Regions from separate parts of the Homo sapiens genome. Here all the other regions are linked to region 1. A link is a loop called in an ENCODE intact Hi-C map of the cell type or tissue named here. Cell type or tissue: chondrocyte. All regions are shown on one strand.

Region 1 (8,000 bases):
TCATACATCCTTGCCAAACATTGGGTGGATTTGAACTGATTGAAAGAGGCTCGATTTTCTGTGAACGATTTGTCCTTGTGTTATCCTGATTGTCACTCGCCTATAACTTACTTAATTTCACGTCTCAACAAATATAGTATTATTTCACCCACAGAGTTGGCTTCTGATAGAATCACTCTACTGGTTATTTATCATACATATCTGTAATTGAATTACCTATTGCAGTAGTGTAATTTACTCTCAATTGTACATAAAAATGTAACATAAAATAACATTTTTCCAGTGTATACTTCCTCATTATTCTACATGAACCCTAGTTTAGCCAATTCTACAGAAATACAGTGACAAATAATGAGTGAAAGATGGGAAGATAAAAGATTAGTGGGCTCATGACCTTTCAATAATAAAAGAATTTCATCCTCTAAAAAAATTATTCTCTTTTAAAATAGTTTTTTTTCCCCAAGTGTTAATCAGGAAACCAATTCTAGGAAACCAATAAGGAAAAAAAGAGTTTAAAAACAGAATGATTTTCTTTTTTCCAAATGCAGCAATACTATGTCACTACATTTTAAAATGTAGGAAAGGGAAATAAAGTGTGCTTGTCTTTGCTCTTGTCAAACAACCATTAATCTTGGACCAAAAAAGAAGAAAGAAGATGACAACAGCAATTCCTTTGGGAAATTTTTCTGTTTTCTTGATCCACTGTTGTGTCACTCCTACTTTAAATTTCATGCACAAGGTGAAATATGACTTGTCTTTGAAGTTGCCTGGCTTCAAAATACTCTGTGAAATGGACAGCCTGGTTTCCTTAGCTATACAACCTTTTAGATGGCAAAGACTGTCAATACTAGTATGTTGAAATAAATTACCTATTATCCAATACCTTCTCTTGGGTCAAGTTTTCATTTGTTTTGTTCTATTTTGCTTCAATTTTGAATCGAAGCAAGTTTTGAGCAGGTTCATTTATATTGAAAAGTTTATGTATATTCTAGCTTACTTTAATTTTGCTTTTTCTTCTTTTCTCCCTATCAGAAATTGATTTTGTATATCTGGATAACCAATTCTTAAAAAATTCATCTGAAAAATATGCTATATATTTACCAAGCGTACCCATATCTGTTTCTCCAAAGTGCTTCCCAGCAGCCACATCTCACCTGCTGAATTTATCCCCAAGTTGCTCCCAATCTATACAGGAATTGGAAACAGGAGATTGCCCCCTATCATTTCTGCAGGGTAGCAGAGTGATAAAAACCTAATTTTCAACCAAACTTCTGCATCTCAATTTTAAAAGGTTGCTGAGAACATATGTGAAATTATCTATGTTGTCAACTGTACTCAAGACAACTGAAAGTACTTATAGACGCTCATTTTATGATTCAAGAAAACAGTTAACTTTCTTGGTATAAATTTGCAAGTAGATGCAGGTGAGCAGAAATGTACAATGCTTCACTTTAGACACTTTGTACTTAGTTGTAACTCAATTTGTTAGACACCATAATTTACATTTTAAACATTATTTAACACATAAAAACTTGTCACCTTGGTATAATTATACCCCAAGCAATTTGTCTGGGTAACTATAGCAACAATTGCAGAAACATTTTTAAATACAAAATTGGTATAATTTTAGAATCAAGAATTATGGAGGATTTATTGCAGGATGTACGGCTGCTGTACTCAAATAGTTGTACATATACTACTATAAAAATGGATTCCTTGACTGGGATATGTTATAAACTCATTTGTTCTATCTTGCACACCATCTGCTTTGTAGCTCAAACCTCTTCCTTGGGATGAGTTTTTGATATTAGTTAACTCTAGGGTTCATGATCACTTGTCTACATAATGCAATGCCTTTATACTCTTGGCTGGACATTTAGTAAAGGTTTTCTGCTCCTCCTCCACATCTTCCTGTATCAAAAGCAAAGGCTCAATTTCAATGACTTTATGACCAAAAATAAAATCACTTGAAACTCTTAAAACTAATCACCAAGTTAAGTAAAACTGTGTCACGATTCAGATAGGCAGCTCTCTCTAACATCAGGAGCATCTGACATTGTCCCCAAAGAGCTGGCATCTGTTATTTTGGGCCACTAGCACACGGTACAGAGAAAGGCTTGTTGGTTGTAACATTTGTCCTTCAGCAAGAGGCTAACATGACTCTGGAACTAAATTTCTTACTGCAAATCCATGGACGGGGCTTCAGAAGGCCCATGACTCTAAAATTTATGCAGAAGTTTGTATAAATGTGCTTGTATTTATTTCGGTCTCGTGGTCAATAAGTTTTAACAGCCTCTGAGCTGTAAGTTTCTACGTTTCATTCTCCCAAGACACGTGATGAAATCATTTTAAAGGGAAACGGCAGTGAAGAACGCAGGTTTATTTTTACCAAATTCTGAACGTCTCAAAAATTTCCTCTGGACAGAGACAAGCTTTACCACCCAGGAGGCCAAAGCTTTACTCGCAGCAGGGATCTCGCAGCTGTTTGACATTATAACAACCAAATGAGTTAGTGCAATTCACAAAAGACATAAAATGATTAGCATCATCTGTCTTCTCCCTGTTAATAAAAGTACATATTGGCTAAAAGCACATAGAAATAGATGTCAGTTTGTCAACCCCACACTTCAATGAGTATACAGATGCTTAGTGTGACTGCATGGAGCAACGTGGATGAGCAAGCTTCTATCTCCAAAGTTTTTACAAGAAAGAAACTCAAGGGAAAAAACATCTGTGTTTCAAGTGAACCAAACAATTACACTTAGGGCTGTATTTTTCATGAAAAAAAAAAAAAAACATAGAAAAAGAAATCTTTTGGAGGGGAAAAAAAAATCCATGTTTCTTTTGGTGTAAATACAGGCACAGACAAGAAAATTATTTCAGTTATACATAACTTAATGGTATTATCTGCTTGAACTGAAGTTGTGTAAAGTGGTCATGATAAACATTACACTCTCTAAAATAATGAAACTGGCATTAATTAGCAACAAATTCAGCAATCCTAATTAGGTATTGAAAAATCTTTCTTATTAAAGCCTGGTTTTGTGTTTCTGTCTCCTTATGAACAGACTACCTCTATAATTAATAACATATCTGCTGATTCCAAACTCAGCCATTATGACAGAGCTCTTCTCGGTAAGCTAGACGTAAAACTTGTCTTTCTTCAAAACAAACCAGAACAATCATTTGTGACTCCTGATGTGTTAACTAAAGTACCCCTAAAAAGCAGAACGGTATTAAACAAAGCTCACGTTATCTTCCCTCAATTTCGATTTCTTTCTGAGTAAATGTAACAGTCACAAGGAAGGCAGATGCCCAGACAAGGAAGACTTTACAGCGATCTTTTTCTCTGGAAGAGACCTTTCTAGTTAGAGCATTTATGTCTGGCCACCACCTTTCCTGTCCCCTCTCCTAGCAAGGCTGACAGCTCTCTATAGCCACCAGATCAGCTCCCCCAACCCCCGGCCCCCAAAATGAAATTATTGCAAGATCTGCCTGGTTCTGCTGTTTGTTGCCTGGGACTCCCGCCCACTCGCCCAGGACCCAGCAACTGCCTGTGGCGCCTCGTCCTCCGAGCGCTCGCTCGCAGCGCCCCCTGCCGGGAATCCCGAGGACGCCGCAGGCGCAGGAAAGTTAAATCCCAACTCCGGCCGCGGCATCCTGGTACAAAGCAAGCAAAGGGCGAGGAGGTGAACGCGCTTCCCGCCAAAGCCAGGGGAACAGGGATGTGACCGCTCCAAGCCAGGCACCGGCCGCCGCGGGGAGCGAGCCGGGGGAATCACTCCTCCACGACCGTTCCCACGCACATCTTGGGAGAAACCATTCCCTCTGGAGCCCGATCTGCCCGAAACCCTGGGGTCTGAAACCCTGAGCCGCGGTGTGCAAAATCCGTGGAGCAGCGGAGGGATGCCTGGTGAAAGGGGCTCGCCTAGCTGCAGCGCACCTGGCTGGTGGTTCCCCAGGCCTCTGCATCCCCCGCCTTAGTGTCTTTCATTAACCAAGGCGCTTGGCGGAGTTGAGCCCAAGTCCCATTGCCTCCCGGTTCCCCTGTAAGGAAAGCAGGAAAACCTGCCCAAGCCGGTGGGGCTGCGAGGTGGCCGCTCCCGAACCGCCAAGTCCCGACCTCCGTGTCCCCTGCCCCCGGCTCGCGGCAGTGCGAGCCTGGAGGCGCGCCGGGGGCGGGCACAGACCAGTGTGCGCACCTTTCCGGGTGTTGGGCAGGGGTCCCGTCTCGCCCACCGCGACACTCCGGCTCCTTACCTCTCCATGCTCAGACCTCGGCACAGGCGGGTACACAAACTTCCAGCCCGTGCACTAGCTCAACTGTGGGCGCCCCCGGACTGACGGTCGTCCTAATCCTGTACGCGCAACCCCCGCCCAGGTGCCTGCTGATGGATCCCACCCGAGATCGGCACCACCCACCAGCCGACCGCTGCAGTCCCCGGGTCCCGGCCAGCGGCGCGGCGCGGCGCGGCGCGGTCAGGGGCTCCTGCCAAGGCCACGCAGGAATCGGGCGGGGGTCGCTCACCAGGTGCGAGGAGCGCTGGTGCCAGTCATCCAGCGCCTGGGGGCCAGAGCGGCTCCGAGGATCCTCTTCAGCACCTGGCTAGGGAAGTGGAGGCAGCAGCTGCAGCCGCCCCCTGCCACTTCCCCAGAGCCGCCCCCTACTCGCTGAGTTCCAGAATGGGGGCACCGGCTTGGGGGCCACGAGCACGGTCCCCGAGCGCGCGGCCAACCGGTGGGTGGGCAGGTTCGCGCCCAGCAGAGACGACCCTCGAGGTGGCAAAGTTGGGTGTCCAAGCCAGCTCCGCGGGGCAGTCCTGGGTGGGAGAAGGGAGCGTCCCGGGATGAGCGACACTGGCCGGGCCGCCCCTGCACGGGGAAGGTGGAGGGCCGGGGCTGCAGCGGGCCAAGGGCCGCGGCTGGCCTGAGGCTGCGAAGCCCACCCGCGGCGGGAAAGCAGCGCTCGGGAGCGGGCTCAGGGAGAGCAGCCGCCACCGGCGCCGCCTTCCCGGCAAGTAGATCGGCGCGGGGCGAGCGGGCGCGGAGAGCGCGGGGCGGAGAGCGCTGGGCGGGGAGCGGGGGACAGCCTGGGCCCACCCCCGCCCCGCCCCGCCCCTGCCCCGCCCCCGCCGCCGCGCCGCCTCCTCCTCCTCCTCCTCCCCGCCGGGGTGAAACTCGAGCGCCCCACCCGCGCCTGACCTCCCCGAGCCCCTCCCCGGGCCCCGCCCCTTCCCGGTACAGGACCCCCACCTTCGCTCCTGGGAGCCCCGCTGCACCCCAGGAGTTCCATTCCAGCCTCCCCAGTGCGAGTGCGGCCGAGCGCTGACTTTTGGGGGCTCCCTCCCCCGTCTCACTGGGTCCCTCTGCGGCTCCCCCGCCCGCTGTCCCGGTTCAGACGTGGCTGCACCCCGGAGGGGGGCGCCGGCCGAGACCTGAGACGTGGCGCTCCCTCTCTGCCGGCCTCGGCTTCAGGTACGTGCGGTTCCCTCGGCTAAATCTGGCCCGGGGGATGGGGGGCAGGGGCCGTCTGGTCCTCCGGAACTCGAACTTTGTGATTTTGTTCTTTCTGTGTGACATCCTCATCCGTTCTGAGGGAGAAACTCCTTAAAGAAGACGAGAGAGTCAGTCGTTGCGGGTTCTTGGAGGAGCACTTTGGGGGTGAGACTCCCGGCTAGTTCGGGTCGATTTCAGCGGGATTAAGTCAAGGAAATGAACAAATCTGACGAATCAGGGAGGCCAGAGAAGGCGTCCCCAGGTAGCCACGCTGAGCGTTAAGAGAGAAGTCCCGTATGGTCAAAGTCATTCGTCCAATTCTGTGTCAATTATTCCTTGTTGCACTTTTGCAGGATCCTTGGGCCTTACTAAGTACTCAGGTGAAAAGTTGATAATTGGGAAGCAAGTAAAGTACCTTTGAAGACGTGTATAATTGGACACTTTGTTGCAGTTCTTCAGTTTCTGGAGGAGGCGGTGGGGGGGGAGAGGGAGGGGGTCAGCCTCGCGAAAAGAGCAAATGGTAAAGTTATAGGAGTATAAGGCATAAAACTTGGGTTGGGAGTCCTGACTGGCCTTGAGTGGCCCTTTCCCACTGGATGGGGGTGCGGGACAGTATCTCTGGGCCCTTTTTACTCAGTCTGCGCCTCAGAGGGAGGCTTGAAGGTCCCCTGCATGAGGAAATGTGTGAATTGCCCCCTCCTGACCGCAGTGAGGTAGGGACCCCCGCAAGGACCCACGTTCACACCAGCGCCCTTCCAGCCAGTGGTGGGGTATGGATGGGCCTCGCTGGTCCTGGGCATGGTCCGGTGCGTCCATAAGGGTTCCATTGAGCTCATCCATAAAACAAAGAAGCTATTGCAGGCTGCAGGGTGTCATAGCTCGCACAGTAGCCATGCAGACCTAAGAGGACAATGGAAATACAAATTGCTATCGATGTGTCTTTATTTTCTAGAACTTTTTTTTAAAATAAAAGAATTAAGTGAAAGCAATTCCGAAGGTTTCTATGAAAGCCCAGCCCATCCCCAAATGCCCAGTCTCTGGCACGGGTGATCTGGCTGTCTTGGGTACTCAGGCCTTACTGGGATTTCCTTTAAGACCTCTGGGAGGAAGTGTCAGTAGCTGGGCAGGCCTTCTTGGCAAGCATTCCTCCCTGGGTTGTGGCGGGGGCTCCCGGCCTGCTGTGTGGCAGCTGCAGGCTCCTGGGGACCTGAAGGAAAAGCTTAACCGTTCTCCCTTCCCTTGCTTGGCACTTAGAGCACTAGTTCCATTCCAGACATTCCGATTATCTTGCCTACGTGGCACAGAGGCCTAGGAGCCTCCCTGGGAGGAAGAGGCAGGCCAAGGTCTTGCCTGGCTGCTTCTAGGGGGAAAGATGTAGGGAGGAAGCTGCCTTATGCTTGGATCTGCAGCCTTTGCCTGGACCTGTGGAGCCTACGTGGCCAGGGTGAGGGAGACAGAAATTAGAACCCAATGTATTCAGCTAATCCTCTTCTTGCCTCTGAACATTGCCGTTAATACTTGAAAAGAAAAAAAAAAAGCAAAAAAACTCTTGGCATATAGAGCTAAGCAGTGGGAAGAAGATAGCTTTCTAAACCATGACCCAATAGGTCTGATAACATAACATTTAACTGGATAAATTACATAATTTTGTATATATGTAGGGGGGAGTTGAATTCAGTTTTGCTGTTTACAGGCTGCACCAATGCATTGTTAAAAGATGTATATTTTAGTGATAATTGTGATTAATTACAAAATAATTGCTAATAAGCAGGTAAATAAACCAAATTATAATTTAGAGTGCATCCTTTGTTTAAAGTGAAATGGATCTAAATTGAGGATATAATTTTGAGTTTTAATCTGGGGAAAGTTCTTTAACTTTTCTGAGCTACAGTCTCTTCACCTGGAGCTTAGACACACCAGCCTGGCAGGGGTATGTCAGCTGTCTGCTTGAAAGGAGAAAGACAGTAATCTGTGTGAAATACTCACCGAGCACCCAACATATAAGCAGGCTCTTCATAAAGTCATTTTGAGGTATCCACAAGTATTTCTTTTTTCTAAACAAAATTTCTTTGTTTTTTGTTTGTTTTGCTTTGCAAAGGTCTTGCTTGCTAGAAAGCTATCTGCATTAAGCTGCTTCTCATCACATTATAAAACTAAGGATGATCATTTTTAAACAAACAAAAGTATTTAGTTATCTTTTCAAAGTAAAATATAGCTTTCCCTAAACTGTTTTAGGTGAGCCATGCACACAATGTGAAAGAATGAAGAAACCAACAAAACACTTGGTGAAAATGATGAATTCTGGGGCGCTGATTCATGTGACTTGAAAAATGCCATCCATTTCCTGATTCACCTCAATTCTGTTCGGAACTATGAAAGATCATTTATGTTTCTGCACTAATTGACCAATTTTGTCTTGTCTTTACTTCCCTCCCTAGTGCTTGAATTTCAGCCACATCCCTAAGCTGCCATCTCAGACCAGAGGAACAGGGAGGGGGGCTTTC
Region 2 (8,000 bases), 470 kb after region 1:
GAGACAATGGGGTTTTCTAAATATACAATCATATTATCTGCAAACGGAGACAATTTGATTTCCTTTTTTCCTAACTGAGTACCCTTTATTTCTTTCTCTTGCCTGATTGCCCTGGCCAGAACTTCCAACGCTATGTTGAATAGGAGTGGTGAGAGAGGGCATCCTTGCCTTGTGTCAGTTTTCAAAGGGAATGCTTCCAGTTTTTGCCCATTCAGTATGGTACTGGCTGTGGGTTTGTCATAATAGCTCTTATTATTTTGAGATATGTTGCATCAATACCTAGTTTATTGGCAGTTTTTAGTATGAAGGGCTGTTGAATTTTGTAGAAGGCCTTTTCTGCATCTATTGAGATAATCATGTGGTTTTTTTCCTTGGTTCTGCCTATGTGATGGATTACATTTATTGATTTGTGTATGTTGAACCAGCCTTGCATCCCAGGGATGAAGCCAACTTGATCATGGTGGATAAGCTTTTTGATGTGCTGCTGGATTCCTTTTGCCAGTATTTTATTGAGCATTTTTGCATTGATGTTCATCAGGGATAATGGCCTAAAATTCTCTTTTTTGTTTTGTTTCTGCCAGGCTTTGGTATCAGGATGATGCTGGCCTCATAAAATGAGTTAGGAAGGATTCTCTCTTTTTCTGTTGTTTGGAATAGTTTCAGAAAGAATGGTACCAGCTTCTCTTTGTACCTCTGGTAGATTTCGGCTGTGAATCCATCTGGTCCTGGAATTTTTTTTATTTGTAGGCTATTAATTATTGCCTCAATTTCAGAACCTGTTATTGGTCTATTCAGAGATTCAACTTCTTCCTGGTTTAGTCTTGGGAGGGTATATGTGTGCAGGAATTTATCCATTTCTTCTAGATTTTCTAGTTTATTTGCAAAGAAATGTTTATAGTATTCTCTGACGGCAGTTTGTATTTCTGTGGGGTCAGTGGTGATATCCCCTTTATCATTTTTTATTGCATCTATTTGATTCTTCTCTCATTTCTTCTTTGTTAGTCTTGGTAGCAGTCTATTTTGTTGATCTTTTCAAAAAACCAGATTCATTGATTTTTTTGAAGGGTTTTTCATGTCTCTTCAGTTCTGCTCTGATCTTAGTTGGTTCTTGCCTTCTGCTAGCTTTTGAATTTGTTTTCTCTTGCTTCTCTAGTTCCTTTAATTGTGATGTTAGGGTGTCAATTTTAGATCTTTCCTGCTTTCTCTTGTGGGCATTTAGTGCTATAAATATCCCTCTACACACTGCTTTAAATGTGTCCCAGAGATTCTGGTATGTTGTGTCTTTGTTCTCACGGGTTTCAAAGAACATCTTTATTTCTGCCTTCATTTCATTATTTACCCAGTAGTCATTCAGGAGCAGGTTGTTCTGTTTGCATGTACTTGAACGGTTTTGAGTGAGTTTCTTAATCCTGCGTTCTAATTTGATTGCACTGTGGTCTGAGAGACAGTTTGTTGTGATTTCTGTTCTTTTGCATTTGCTGAGGAGTGCTTTACTTCTAACTATGTGGTCAATTTTAGAATAAGTGCGATGTGGTGCTGAGATGAATGTATATTCTGTTGATTTGGGATGGAGAGTTCTGTAGATGTTTATTAGGTCTGCTTGGTACAGAGCTGAGTTCAAGTCCTGGATATCCTTGTTAACCTTCTGTCTTGTTGATCTGTCTAATATTGACAGTGGGGTGTTAAAGTCTCCCATTATTATTGTGTGGGAGTCTAAGTCTCTTTGTAGGTCTCTAAGGACTTGCTTTATGAATCTGGGTGCTCCTGTATTGGATACATATATATTTAGGATAGTTCACTCTTCTTGTTGAATTGATCCCTTTACCATAATGTAATGGCCTCCTTTGTCTCTTTTGATCTTTGTTGGTTTAAAGTCTGTTTTATCAGAGACTAGGATTGCAACCCCTGCTTTATTTGCTTTCCATTTGCTTGGTTGATCTTCCTCATTCCCTTTATTTTGAGCCTATGTGTGTCTTTGCACATGAGATGGGTCTCCGGAATACAGCACTCTGATGGGTCTTGACTCTTTATCCAATTTGCCAGTATATGTCTTTTAATTGGGGGCATTTAGCCCATTTACATTTAAGGTTAATATTGTTATGTGTGAATTTGATCTTGTCATTATGATGTTAGCTGGTTATTTTGCCCATTAATTGATCCAGTTTCTTCATAGTGTCAATGGTCTTCACAATTTGGTATGTTTTTGCAGTGTCTGGTACTGGTTGTTCATTTCCACGTTTAGTGCTTCCTTCAGGAGCTCTTGTAAGGCAGGTCTGGTGCTGACAAAATCTCTCAGTATTTGCTTGTCTGTAAAGGATTTTATTTCTCCTTCACTATGAAGCTTAGTTTGGCTGGATATGAAATTCTGGGTTGAAAATTCTTTCTTTCAGAATGTTGAATATTGGCCCCCACTCTCTTCTGGCTTGTAGAGTTTCTTCAGAGAGATCTGCTGTTAGTCTGATGGGCTTCCCTTTGTGGGTAACCCGACCTTTCTCTCTGGCTGCCCTTAACATTTTTTCCTTCATTTCAACCTTGGTGAATCTGACAATTGTGTGCCTTCAGGTTGCTCTACTCAAGAAATATCTTTCTGGTGTTCTCTGTATTTCCTAAACTTGAATGTTGGCTTGTCTTGCTAGGTTGGGGAATTTCTCCTGGATAATACCCTGAAGAGTGTTTTCTAATTTGGATCCATTCTCCCCATCACTTTCAGGAAGACCAATCAAACATAGATTTGGTCTTTTCATATAGTCCCATATTTCTTGGAGGCTTTGTTCATTTCTTTTCACTCCTTTTTCTCTAATCTTGTCTTGTCACTTTATTTCATTAATTTGATCTTCAATTACTGATATCCTTTCTTCTACTTGATCGAGTCAGCTACTGAAGCTTGTGCATGCGTCACGAAGTTCTTGTGCTGTGGTTTTCAGCTCCAGCAGGTCATTTAAGGTCTTCTCCACATTGTTTATTCTAGTTAGCCATTTGTCTAACCTTTTTTCAAGGTTTTTAACTTCCTTGCTATAGGTTGGAACATGCTCCTTTAGCTTGGAGAAGTTTGTTATTACCAACCTTCTGAAGCCTACTTCTGTCAACTCATCAATCTCATTCTCTATCCAGTTTTGTTCCTTTGCTGACCAGTAGCTGTGATCCTTTGGAGGAGAAGAGGCACTCTGGTTTTTGGAATTTTCAGCTTTTCTGCTCTGGTTTCTCCCCATCTTTGTGGTTTCATCTACCTTTGGTCTTTGATGATGGTGACCTACAGATGGGGTTTTGGTGTAGATGTGCTTTTTGTTGATGCTGATGCTATTCCTTTCTGTTTGTTAGTTTTCCTTCTAACAGTCGGGCCCCTCAGCTGCAGGTCTGTTGGAGTTAGCTGGAGGTCCACTCCAGACCCTGTTTGCCTGGGTGTCACCAGCAGAGGATGCAGAACAGCAAATATTTCTGCCTGGTCCTTCCTCTGGAAGCTTCATCCCAGAGGGGCACCTGCCTGTGTGAGGTGTCTGTCAGCCTCTACTGGGAGGTGTCTCCCAGTCAGGCTACATGGGGGTCAGGGATCTACTTGAGGAGGCAGTCTGTCCATTCTCAGAGCTCAAATCCCATGCTGGGAGAACCACTGCTCTCTTCAGAGCTGTCAGACAGGGACGTTTAGGTCTGCCGAAGCTGTCTGCTGCCTTTTGTTCTGATATGCCCTGCCCACAGAGATGGAGTCTACAGCAAGGCAGTAGGTCTTGCTGAGCTGTGGTGGGCTCCACCCAGTTTGAGCTTCCTGGCCTCTTTGTTTACACTGTGAGCACAAAACCGCCTACTCAAGCCTCAGCAATGGTGGATGCCCCTCCCCCCGCCAAGCAGCAGCATTGCAGGTTGATGTCATACTGCTGCGCTAGCAGTGAGCAAGGCACCGTGGGGCTGGGACCCACCGAGCCAGGCACAGGAGGGAATTTCCTGGTCTGCCGGTTGTGAAGACTGTGGGAAAAGCATAGTATTTGGACAGGAGTGTACCATTCCTCCAGGTACAGACTGTCACAGCTTCCCTTGGCTAGGAAAGGGTAATACCCTGACCCCTTGCACTTCCTGGGTGAGGTGACACACTGCCCTGCTTCAGCTCGCCCTCCATGGGCTGCACCCACTGTCCAACCAGTCCCAATGAGATGAACCAGGTACCTCAGTTGGAAATGCAGAAATCACCCTTCTTCTGTGTTGATCTCGCTGGGAACTGCAGACCAGAGCTGTTGCTATATGGCCATCTTGGAACTCTGAAATGGACCTCTTTCTTACACCACATACAAAAATAAACTCAAGATGGATTAAAGACTTAAATGTAAAACCTAAAACTATAAAAACCCAGGAAGATAACCTAGGAAATACCATTCTGAATATAGGACTTGGCAAAGATTTCATGACAAAGATGCTGAAAGAAATTATAACAAAAACAAAAATTGATGAATGGGTTCTAATTAACCTAAAGAGATTCTTCACTGCAAAAGAAACTATGAATTGAGTAAAGAAACAACCTATAGAATGGGAGAAAATGTTTGCAAACTATGCAAACAGGTGATGGCATCTTAGACTCAACAAAATACACAAGCATGTGTAAATCCATTTTAATCCACAACCTGGGAGTAGGGAGTTAATATTGTACATGCCTCAATCAAGAATCTACCCTCTTGGAGCAATTCCTTAGTATTTGAAAGATCCTTTCAGAAGTCGACAACCTAGAACTATTCAACCAAGAGCTATTCAACTATTACACTCTGAATCAGAGAGTTTGTTTTGCTAGAAATAATTTTTTGTTAGTAAAATGAATGGTTTCAAGGTATCTGAATTGGCTAGAAATATTTTCCAGGCACCTGTGCTCAGGCATGGCCAGGGCACAAAAGTCTCACTAGCAGTCTAACACCAGGCCTATGATGACATTAAGTCTTTGGATTCCACAGAATTGCTAAGAATTCTGCTGCGTGCTTTAACTTTCAAAGAGGCTACGGACAGAGAGTGGAAACTTCGCTGGGCTCCCAAGACAGGTTTTCTGCTTCCTTATTAAACAAAGCTTTTTGGCAATGAGGTGGGCAGAATTCATTCTAAGACTTGCTTTCTTTGTCAACACTTGGTAATAAGGTGATGGAGGATGAGAAGGAAAGCCCTCACCTACCTCTGCTCTTGGGAGGCAATCTATATCTCCCAAAATCACTGGACAAGTGTGAAGGCCAAACTGACCCATCTGCAGCTGGAAGCCTGCCCAGTTCCTGACCTCCGGTCACCACCGTCACCAAAGTCACTTCTATTAGCCACCCAGGGTACAACTGATTCAAGAACTGTAACTCAAGTCATGAACCTCTGCAATCATGAAAACCTCTCTTCTTCGCACAAATATATGAATAAAATGACATTGGCACAAGTTCAGCTTGTAGAAATTCATTTAATGTTGCCTCAGGTAATTAGTTTATTTGGTCTGTCAAAGTGACCCAAAGCTTATCCATTTGGAGTCTCTGTTATGAACAGACATATAGTAGTTGCTAAGCAACATCATGCATTGTTGTTTCCTCATCCAATTTAAAATTTTCAATTCACAGTAAAGGTCTTCAGAGAAAAGTTATTGTGCAGGGTGGGCCAAATACCATTTTTCACTGTAGCCCATTCAATTTAGAAAAGAAATTACAGCGTACCATTTAATCAACATAAAATGATTTGTACAGAACATTTAACATCTTCTTGAAATGCAGCTGTCTTCTTTTACTAATCAGATCTACTTAATTTATTTTAAACTTTCCCAAGGAGATTTTTTCTCCTTCAATCCTTGACCCTTCCTCCATTCCCTCAACTTTCAAGCCAATTTGCAGATACCCGTTAGCATGGGAACTGGGAGACGTGGGAAGGAAGATTTGGAAATATAAGATATACTCTTCTTATCTTGTAGTTTAGTCATGGGAAAGGAGTCTCAAGTAGTTGAGTCATTCTAATGAGTCACTTACATGAAATTCCAACTTTATTATAAAGAAGACTTATTTAACATAGTAGTTTCTGGCCAGGCATGATGGCTCCTGCCTGTAATCTTAGCACTTTGGGAGGTCAACTGGAGGATTGCTTGAACCCGGGAGTTCAAGACCAGCCTGGGCAACATAGGGAGACCCTGTCTCTACAAATATATTTTTTTAATTAGCTGGGCATGGTGGCAGGCTCTAGTGGTCCCAGCTACTTGGGAGGCTGAGGTGGGAGGATTGCCTTAGTCCAGGAGATCGAAGCTGCAGTGACCTATGATTGCACCACGGCACTCCAGCTTGGGTGACAGAGTGAGATTCCATCTCAAAAAAACAAACAAACAAACAAAAATAGTAGTTTTCTGATATGAATGCTGCAAAATTAATCAATTGTTTGCTCTAATAATACCTGGTATTACCTTCAAGTATCTTGAAAAAGTGTCTCTGAGGTTCCCTCCCAAAGGATAGAATGTCACATTTTTTCATTTCGCCAGTAATATTTCTTGGCATTAAGATTAACTTTTTGGCAAAACTCCTTGGCAAGGAAATACGTTTTCACAAAATACACAAAGCCATTTCTGCATAGTGACCCTCTCATTGCATGTTGAGTGTATTGAAACATCAAGTGAATCAAAATGGATTAAAATACACTCTTGATTATCACAATTTCTTGGAATGTGGAACAATCTAGAATTGAAACCTTGCAAATTTAGGCTAATGGAAGAAAAGAACTATGAACATGAATAAATGGACAAAATAAGTGGAATATTTTAAAGGAAATATAATTTTGTTACCATAACAATATGGAGAAAATCTGATTATCTCAGCAGTAAAATAGCTCCTAGGACAAGATTGATTTTTATTGGCTTAAAACATTATTAAGTTTCTTGGTTTGTGTGTATATGGTGGGAGGATATTCCCCAGGTAATATGTTTAAATTACAATAGAAGAGGGAACCAATAAGTTACTGGGGGTTGGGGGGAGGTCAGTTTATTCTTGACTTTAGGATTTGTTTTCATTATAGAGGCTTTCATTTTAGGGGACAGAGTATGGGAACAGGTAGACACATGAGAAAAGAAACTTTAGAGAAACAGTCCAGGGATTTAACTGAGGGGGTTTACTAAAGTTTGCTGTAGGTATGGCCCCACACTCTCCTCCCTAGTGATGCAGCTGAGCATGCTGTTTAAGGAACCAAAAATACCTGGGTTCAATTCTCAGCTGTGCTGTCATAAACCTATGATCTTGGACTAATCACATATACCTTTCTGTACCTCAACATTCCCATTTGTAAAATAGGAATGAGGATGGTAATACCTCAAAATGTAGTTATGCAGATTAATGGGTTAATCCACAACAGATCCAGCTTCCTGGGCTTATGATCTCTGCAGTCCCACAGGGCCTCGTGCTTAGTATGGTCTCCTTCTTGGTTTAATGCTCTGCTGTCATCTTGAAATTCCTAATCAGTTTAGAACAAGCAAGAAAACTTTGACCTGGGCCCCACAAATTCTGTAGCATGCCCCTAGATACATAAAATATTCAGAACAAATCCTGGCCCATCATCAGTGCCAGATGTTGTCTTTATTCTCCTTCTCCCACCAGAATTTTTGTTTTACTTCCCAGTATTCAGATCTAATAGTGATGCTAAAATTTAGGGGGTAAAAGGAGAGCAGGAGGTTGATAGAGGAGCCAGTCTGCTGCACAAAGTACTCACTTCTGCAGTATCCCACCAATGAATGAGGCAGGATAAAAACAGGGGCTACCCAAGGGGATCCAGAAAATCTGGGTTATTTTACTTGCAAGTTTGGATAGAAACTACATAGGCTGGTAAAACATGCATTGATGGAGAAGTCTTCATGAATCAAATTTAGTGAGTAGCTAATAGTATGTCAGCTATTATTTAAATCAATTATTTACATGTAAACAAGTACTTTAAAAGTACAAGACAACATCTGGTTCCAAAATGGCAGCATAGAAACAAGCTGGCTTCACTTCTCCACACCCCGACAGAAAACCAAAAACCAAATGTATAGCATC
Region 3 (8,000 bases), 480 kb after region 1:
TGGATTTAAGTTTTTAATCCACTTTGATTTTTGTATATGGCAAGAGATGGAGTCTAGTTTCATTCTTCTGTATGTGGATATCTAGTTTTCCCAGAACCATTTATTTAAGAGACTGTCTTTCTCCAGTGTATGTTCTTATATAACGGTTGTCGACAATGAGTTCACTGCACATGTGTGCATTTATTTCTGGGTTCTCTACTCTGTTCCATTGGTCTCTGTGTCTGTGTTTATGCCAATGCCATGCTGTTTTGGCTACTATAGCTCTGTAATATAATGTGAGGTCAGATAATGTGATTCTTCCGGTTTTGTTCTTTTTGCTTAGGATAGCTTTGGTGATTCTGGGTCTTTTATGGTTCCATATAAATTTTAAAATTTTTATTTGTGTGAATAATGTCATTGATATTTTGATAGGGATTGCATTAAATCTGTAAATTGCTTTGGGGAATATGGACATTTTAACAATATTGATTTTTCCAATCCATGAACATGTAATATTTTTCCATTTTTGGGTATTCTCTTCAATTTCTTTCAAAAGTATTTTATAGTTTTTATTACAGAGTTTTTTTTACTTCTGTGGTTAATTCCTAGGTATTTAATTATGTTTGTGGCTATTGTAAATGAGATTACTTTTTTGTTTCTTTTTCAGATTATTCACTATTGGCACATAGAAATGCTACTGACTTTTTTTTGTATGTTGATTTTGTATCCTGCAACTTTGCTGAATTTGTTTATCAGTTCTAATAGTTTTTTGGTGGAGTCCTTAGTTTCTTCCAAATATAAGATTATATCACCTGCAAACAAGGATAATTTGACTTCTTCCTTTCCAATTTAGATGCCGTCTATTTCTTTCTCTTGTCTGATTGCTCTAGCTAGGACTTCTAGTACTACGTTGAATAACACTGGTGGAAATGGGCTTCCTTGTTGTGTACTAGATCTTAGAGGAAAGGCTTTCAGTTTTTCCTCATTCAGTATGATACTAACTGTCGGGTTGTTGTATATGGCCTTTGGTTATGTTGAGGTATGTTCCTTCTATACCCAGGTTTCTGAGTGTTTTTTACATGAAGAGATGTTGAATTTTACCAAATGCTTTTTCAGCATTAATTAAAATGATCATTTGTTTTTTGTCCTACATTCTATTGATATAATGTATCATGTTGATTTATTTCCATATGTTGAACCATCCTTGCATCCCAGGAACAAATCCTACTTGGTCATGATGAATGATCTTTTTAATGTGTTGTTGAATTTGGTTTGCTAGCATTTTGTTGAGGATTTCTGCATCAAAATTTATTAGAGATATTGACCTGTACTTTTCTTTTCTTGATTTGTCTTGTTTGAGCATCAGGGTAATACTGGCCTTGTAGAATTAGTTTGAAAGTATTCCCTCCGCCTCTATTTTTTGGAATACTTTGAGCAGGATTGGTATTAGTTCTTTAAATGTTTGGTAGAATTAAGCAGGGAAGCCCTGGGGTCCTGGGCTTTTCTTTACTGGGAGACATTTTATTCTGACTGCAGTCTCATGACTTGTTATTGAACTGTTCAGGTTTTGGATTTCTTCCTGGTTCAATCTTGGTAGATTGTATATATCTAGGAATTTGTCCATTTCTTCTAGATTTTCAAATTTATTGGCATATAGCTGCTCATAGTAGCCACTAATGATCCTTTGAATTTCTCTGGTATCAGTCATAATGTCTCCTTTTTCATCTCTGATTTATTTCAATCTTTTTTCTTAGTCCAGCTAAAAGTTTGTCAATTTTAACTTTTCAAAAATCCAACTTTTTGTTTCACTGATGTTTTGTATTGTTTCCTTCATTTTAAATTAATTTTATTTCTGCTCTGATCTTTATTATTTCTTCTACTAATTTTGGGTTTCGTTTCCTCTTGCTTTTCTAGTTCTTCCAGATGCATCCTTAGGTTATCTATCTGAAGTTTTTCTTCTTTTTTGATGTAGGCACTTATACTATGAACTTTCCTGTTAGTACCACTTTTGCCATATCCACATGTTCTGTTAGTCGTTGGATGAAATGTTCTGTAAATATTAATTAGATCCATTTGATCTATAATGCAGAGTAAGTCTGATGTTTCCTTATTGATTTTCTGTCTGGAAGATTTGTCAAATGCTGAAACTGGGGTGTTACAGTCTCCAGCTGTTATTGCATTGGGGGTCATCTCTTTCTTTATCTCTAATAATATTTTCTTTAAATATCTGGGTTCTCCCATGTTAGGTGCATATATGTTTAAAATTGTTATATCCTCTTGTTGAGTTGACCGCTTTATCATCCTATAGTGACCCTCTTTGTCTCTTCTTATGGTTTTTTGTCTTGAAACTTATTTTTTCTGATACAAGTATAGGTACTCCTGCTTTTTGATTTCCATTGACATTGAATATCTTTCTATCCCTTTATTTTTAGTCTGTCTTTATACATGAAGTGCATTTCTTGTAGACAACAAATCAAATGGGCTTGTTTTATCCATTTGGCCTTTGTATGTCTTTTTGGTTGGAGAGATTAGTTCATTTACATTCAGTGTTATTATTGATAAGTAAGGAGTTACTCTTGTTATTTTGTTATTTGTTTTCTGGTTGTTTTGTGGTCTTCTCTTCCTTTTTTTTCCTCCATCTTCCTTTTAGTGAAGGTGATTTTCTCTGATGGTATGATTTAGTTTCTTGCTTTTTATTTTTTGTGTATCCATTGTATTTTTTTTTTTTTTTTTTGGTTTGTGATTACCATGAGGCTTGCAAATTCTATCTAAAAACCCATTGTTTTAAGCTGATAACAACACTGTTGGCATAAACAAAAAGAAAACCAATAAAAGCTCTACACCTTAATTTTCTTCCCCTGCTTTTTAATTTTCTGTTGTTTCTATTTATATCTTATTGTACTGTCTGTCTTGAAAAGTTGTAGTTATTTTTGGTTGGTTCATCATTTAGTCTTTCTACTTGGGATAAGAGTAGTTTACACAACACAGTTACAGTGTTATAATATTCTGTGTCTTTCTGTGTATTTACTATTAGCAGTGAGTTGTGTGCCTTCATTCGGTGATTACTTACTGCTCATTAACATCCTTTTCTTGCCGACTGAAGTACTCCCTTTAGCACTTCTTGTAGGACAGATGAAACCCCTCAGCTTTTGCATGGAAAAGTATTTCTTTCTCCTTCATGTTTGAAGGATATTTTCACTGGACATACTATTCTAGGGTAAAAGGTTTTTTCCTTCTTCAGCACTTTAAATACTTCATGTCACTCTCTCCTGGCCTGTAAAAAGTCAGATGCTGGAAGTACTGGACCTCCACTGTATGCTATTTCTTTCTTTTTTTAATGCTGCTTTTAGGATCGTTTCTTTATCCTTGACCTTTGAGAATTTGATTATTAAATGCCTTGAGGTAGTCTTCTTTGGGTTAAGTCTGCTTAGTGTTCTATGACACCAAACCTTAGGTATCTAGGTTTGGGAAGTTCTCTGTTATTATTATTTTTTAATACACTTTCTACCCCTATCTCTTTCTCTACTCCTTCTTTAGGACCAATAACTCTTAGATTTGCCCTTTTGAAGCTATTTTCTAGATCCTGTAGGTGTGCTTTATATTTTTTTCCTTTTGTCTCTTCTGTGTATTTTCAAATAGTTCACTATTTGCAAATAATAGAATTAGTCTTTAAGCTCACTGATTCTTTCTTCTGCTTAGTCAATTCTGCTATTAAAGGACTCTGATATATTCTTCAACATGTCAACTGCATTTTTCAGCTCCAGAATTTCTGCTTGATTCTTTTTAATTATTTCAATCTCTTTGGTAAATGTATCTGATAATTTCTAAATTTCTTCTGTTATCTTGAATTTGAGTTTCCTCAAAACAGCTATTTTGAATTCTCTGTCTGAAAGGTCACATATCTTTGTTTCTCCAGGATTGTTCCCTGGTGATTTATTTAGTTTATTTGGTGAGGTCATGTTTTTCTGGGTTGCCTTGATACTTGATGTTCATCTGTGTCTGGGCATTAAAGAGTTAGGTATTAATTGTAATCGTCACAGTCTGGGCTTGTTTTCACCTGTCATTCTTGGTAAGACTTTTCAGATAGTCTAAAGGACTTGGGTGTTATGATCTAAGCTATATCTGCTTTAGGGGGTACCTCAAGCCCAGTAACACTGTGGTTCTTGCAGACCCATTGAGGTACCACCTTGATGGTCTTGAACAAGATCCGGTAGAATCTGCCTGGATTACCAGGCAAAGACTTGTTCTTTTCTCTTAGTTTCTCCCAAACAAACAGAGGCTTTCTCTCTGTTCTGAGCCACGTGAAGCTTGGCATAGAGTGACACTAGCACCCCTGTGGCCACCACCATTAGGACTGCACTGAGTTTTGCCCAAGACCTGTAACCACTCCCTGGCTACTGCCTAGGTTCTGCCAAGGCCCTGGGGCTCTGCAATCAGCAGGTGCCAAAGTCACCCAGGCCTGTGTCCTTCTTTTCAGGATGGCAAGTTCCCCTCAAGCTCCAGACAGGTCCAGAGGGGCTATCCAGGAGCCAGGGACCAGAGTCAAAAACCTTAGAAATCTATCAAGCGTTCTATTGTGCTGCAGCTGAGCTGGCACTCAAACCACAAGATGCAGTCCTTCCTACTCTTTCCTCCTCTTTCCAAAAGCAGAGGAGCCTTGCCCCACTGTGGTGGCCATTGCCACCCCTGGCAACAAGGAGTACTGCCAGACTACTGCCAATGTTCCCATAAGGCCCCAAGGCTCTTTAGTCAGCCCGTGGTGAATGCTGCCTAGCCTGGGACTCACCTTTCAGGGCACTGGGCTTCCCTCTGACCCAGAGCAGGTCCAGAAATGCCATCCAATAGTCAAGTCCTAGAATCAGGGAGTCCAAGAGCCTGCTTGCTGCTCTAAGCACCTGTGGCTGAGCTGGTACCTAAGGTGCAAGACAAAGTCCCCTTTACTTTTCCCTCTGCTTTTCTCAAGCAGAAGGAGTCTTGCCCTATAGCTCCCCCAACTGGTAATGTACTGAGTCTCACCTGAAGCCAGCAAGTCCAAGGCTCACCCAAGGCCCTCAACATAGTACCTGGGTATGGCTGTTGGTTATCCAGGGCCCAAAGGCTCTTCAGTTAGCAGGTGATGAATACTGCAAGGACTGAGTTCTTCTCTTCAAGGCAGTGGGTTCCCTCCTGGCCCAGAGTGTGTCTAGAAATGTTGTCCAGTAGCTAGGGCCTGGAAAAGGGGCCTCATGACTCTGCCTGGTACCCTATTCTGCTCTAGCTGAGCTGGTATCCAAGATGCAAGACAAAGTCCTCCCCACTCTTCCCTCTCCTCCCCTCAAGCAAAATGAAGGGGTCTCTTTTCGAGTGGGTGAGCTGTGCAGCCAGCAGTTAGGGGAGGGGTGATGCCAGCACTTCCTTAGCCACCCCAGCTGTTGTCTCAGTAGCTTATGTGTCCCCCCAGGCCACTGGCTCTGGGCCCAGGACTCACCTAGAAGTTGCAGTCCCTGTGGCCTACACTGCCTTTCAAGCTTATCTGGGGCCCCAGAGTATTTTAGCTCATGGTGGTGTGGCTTGCAAGAACCCAAGTTCTGACTGCTGGGATCAGTGATTCCTCTGTGGCTAGGGCTGGTTTAAATGTTCCATCAGTGGGCAGATGTCAGCTGAGTTTGTTCCGGTTTTCCTCTTTGCTGTAACAGGACAGCACTAAGTCCAATGCCTCACAATTGCTGCACCCTCCCTCCCCCAGTGCACAGAAATGCTTTCCACACCTCACCTCACTGCTAGATGGTGGGGGATGGGGGATGTCAGCAATTCAAGACTGTTTTTTCTGTCTCTTCAGTGCCTCTTTCAGCAATATGAAGTTAAAACAAGGTACTGTGAGTGCTTACCTGATTTTTGGTTCTTATGAGGTTTTTTTTTTTGTGCGTAGATAGTTGTTAAATTGTTGTCCTTGTGGGAGGGAATGATCCATGGAGTCTTCTATTCTGCTATATTATTCCACCCCTCTCCCCACTAAGTATTCTGAATATCAGGTGTATCCTATCATTCACAGGGAAAGAGAACCATGGAGGCCCACGTGCTTTTATGTCTAAATAGGTACACGTTATTCATGAATCAGGCAAACTCCTAAATAATCTTTTCTTATACTACTTTGGCAAATATAGCTTCAAATGACTCAGAAGGCCAAACTTCAAGTTTAAGGATTCTTTAAGCTCTCAAAATTGCTCATGTGCCAGCCTATGTATGACCACTCCCGCCTCTCATCCAAGCTTCAATCACTGCTTCTATCTATAAACAGCCAAACTTGAGCCACCCTCAGGGCTGGGGGACACATGCACCAGAGGTACAGGTACCCTCTACAGGACAAATCTGAGAAAGACATCTATACAGGGCTTGGAAGAAAATCTGTGTGGACAGGGAATACCAGGGCCTTGGATACCTAGAATGAGATCAAGAAAGTCAGGTAGGGGGTAAAGGTGAGAACCGCCTTTTTGTTCACAGACTGCTCACCTGGTGCAGAGGAGCATGGTTGGAATGGGGTTACAACAGGGGCTCTCTAAGTATAGGATGAACATCATCCCTGAAATCTTGGTTACCCTTTGAGTCTGTATTCTGAAGGGTCAACTTAAATTAAATTTTGCTTCATCTACATATTACTATACAGTTATAAATTCCAAATTATAGTTGGCTTTGTGTATACAGGCATCTAAATTTTCTAGACTCAAATTTATACCCCCAACTGTGCTCCCAATTACCCCCTCCAACTCCTACCCAGCCATCCTCCAATTCTTTCCAAATATTCCCAGCCAGCAATCTTCAATGCCACTCCTAACATGCTCGACAGCACTGTCTCCCTCAAACCCCTCAGTAAACATTTCAGATGAGCTGTTCATTTACTCTCTTTTCAGTGATGAGATCATGGCACATTTTCCAGGAACAAATGGGTTAATTTATATTGCTGTACTACTACCTAAAATGAAAATATTAGAAACCTATCTATTATAAATATGAAGGTCACGACAAAAAAGAGAGAGAGGGATGTCATCATAGCAAATGGAGCTCATGAGTATTCTAAATATAGCCTTAGTCAGGACTTGTACTAAGAGTCTAGGGACCTTTTAGAAAATCATTTTTCTCGTGTTGCTGCCCTTTGTATCTGACAAATATTGATTTCAGTTATGTTTTGAATAACAATGAAAACAGTGCCTTAGATAGAACTTTAGTCATAAACTATTTAACACCTTAGAAAGTTGAAAGAACTCTGGACTTACAGTTCTGAGGCTGGGTAGTATCTTTTTAGCAGCTGGATGTACCTCAGGCAAGCTCCTCAATCTCTCTTTCCTACATTGTAAAGAGTCATAGAATTTTGGAGTGGAAGACACCTTTCAGATAATCGAGTCTAATAAGCCAATTTTACACTTGAGAAAACTGAGGCTTGAAGTTATTACATAACAGTCTAACGTCACATAGGTCATTGGAGAAAGGTTGCAAGTTTCCACTAAAAATGGTTTGGATGCAGTCACTGATGGGGCTCTTTTAGTCTAAAAGTCATTGCTTTTTAATATCAGATCATTTCAGTAACATTTCTCAATTAGCACAAGCATAGTTCTCACTAAATACACTCTTTCTGTTAAAAAAATTGTTCTGTAAAAAAATCAGTTTTTTTTCATTAATTAGGAAATCAAGAGAATAATAGAAAGAACTAAGAGATAAACCAAGGAGGGAGCCTGAAGAATTGAGTTCTGGGTCCTGTTCTAGAACATTCCATCATGGACTTTGGATAGGTATTGTCAACTGACCTCAGTAATTTGTCATTGTACTTGAATGGGACCAGCAATGACAAAAGTCCTTGAGAGGCTGAGACGAAGACAATAAAAATCTTCCCTTGGAAAGAATCCTAGCATTTTTGTCAGAAGGAACAAAATAGAATGAGGTGGGTGTATATTTTGATGAAAAATAATCTGATCAATCATACACAGAAGGACCATAAACATGTGACACTATCTTAGTACACATTTCCAGGACACACACACCAAAGGAGA

What was found. Peaks named below come from ENCODE experiments on the same cell type or tissue, not always from the same donor. Only the 100,000 strongest peaks of a DNase experiment are listed, where the experiment ranks them.
Region 2: it touches region 1 in a loop (3-fold over the local background); 2 of 110 quality-filtered maps call a loop at or near these places.
Region 3: a loop joins it to region 1, with 3 times the contacts of the local background. A loop is called at or near these places in 4 of 110 quality-filtered maps.

The regions. Positions count from the first base shown.
Region 1 is chr5:9,541,056-9,549,055 of GRCh38, forward strand. SEMA5A (semaphorin 5A) reads right to left here and starts at 5,020. Exons shown (of 23, transcript NM_003966.3): 1 at 4,529-5,020. It overlaps SNHG18 (small nucleolar RNA host gene 18), which reads left to right and starts at 5,145. Exons shown (of 3, transcript NR_045196.2): 1 at 5,145-5,475; 2 at 7,935-8,000. It overlaps SNORD123 (small nucleolar RNA, C/D box 123), which reads left to right and starts at 7,772; the gene lies at 7,772-7,859. RefSeq lists a silencer at 4,954-5,143. In chondrocyte, CTCF peaks have their summits at 3,611 (motif pointing left), 3,821 and 5,421; DNase peaks (open chromatin) are centred at 3,656, 4,456, 5,196 and 6,692.
Region 2 is chr5:10,012,935-10,020,934 of GRCh38, forward strand. No RefSeq gene overlaps it. Among named protein-coding and RNA genes, the nearest start is that of LINC02112, 110 kb to the left of the region's middle. In chondrocyte, no CTCF peak of the experiment used is centred here; no DNase peak of the experiment used is centred here.
Region 3 is chr5:10,025,706-10,033,705 of GRCh38, forward strand. No RefSeq gene overlaps it. Among named protein-coding and RNA genes, the nearest start is that of LINC02112, 130 kb to the left of the region's middle. In chondrocyte, a CTCF peak has its summit at 4,968 (motif pointing left); no DNase peak of the experiment used is centred here.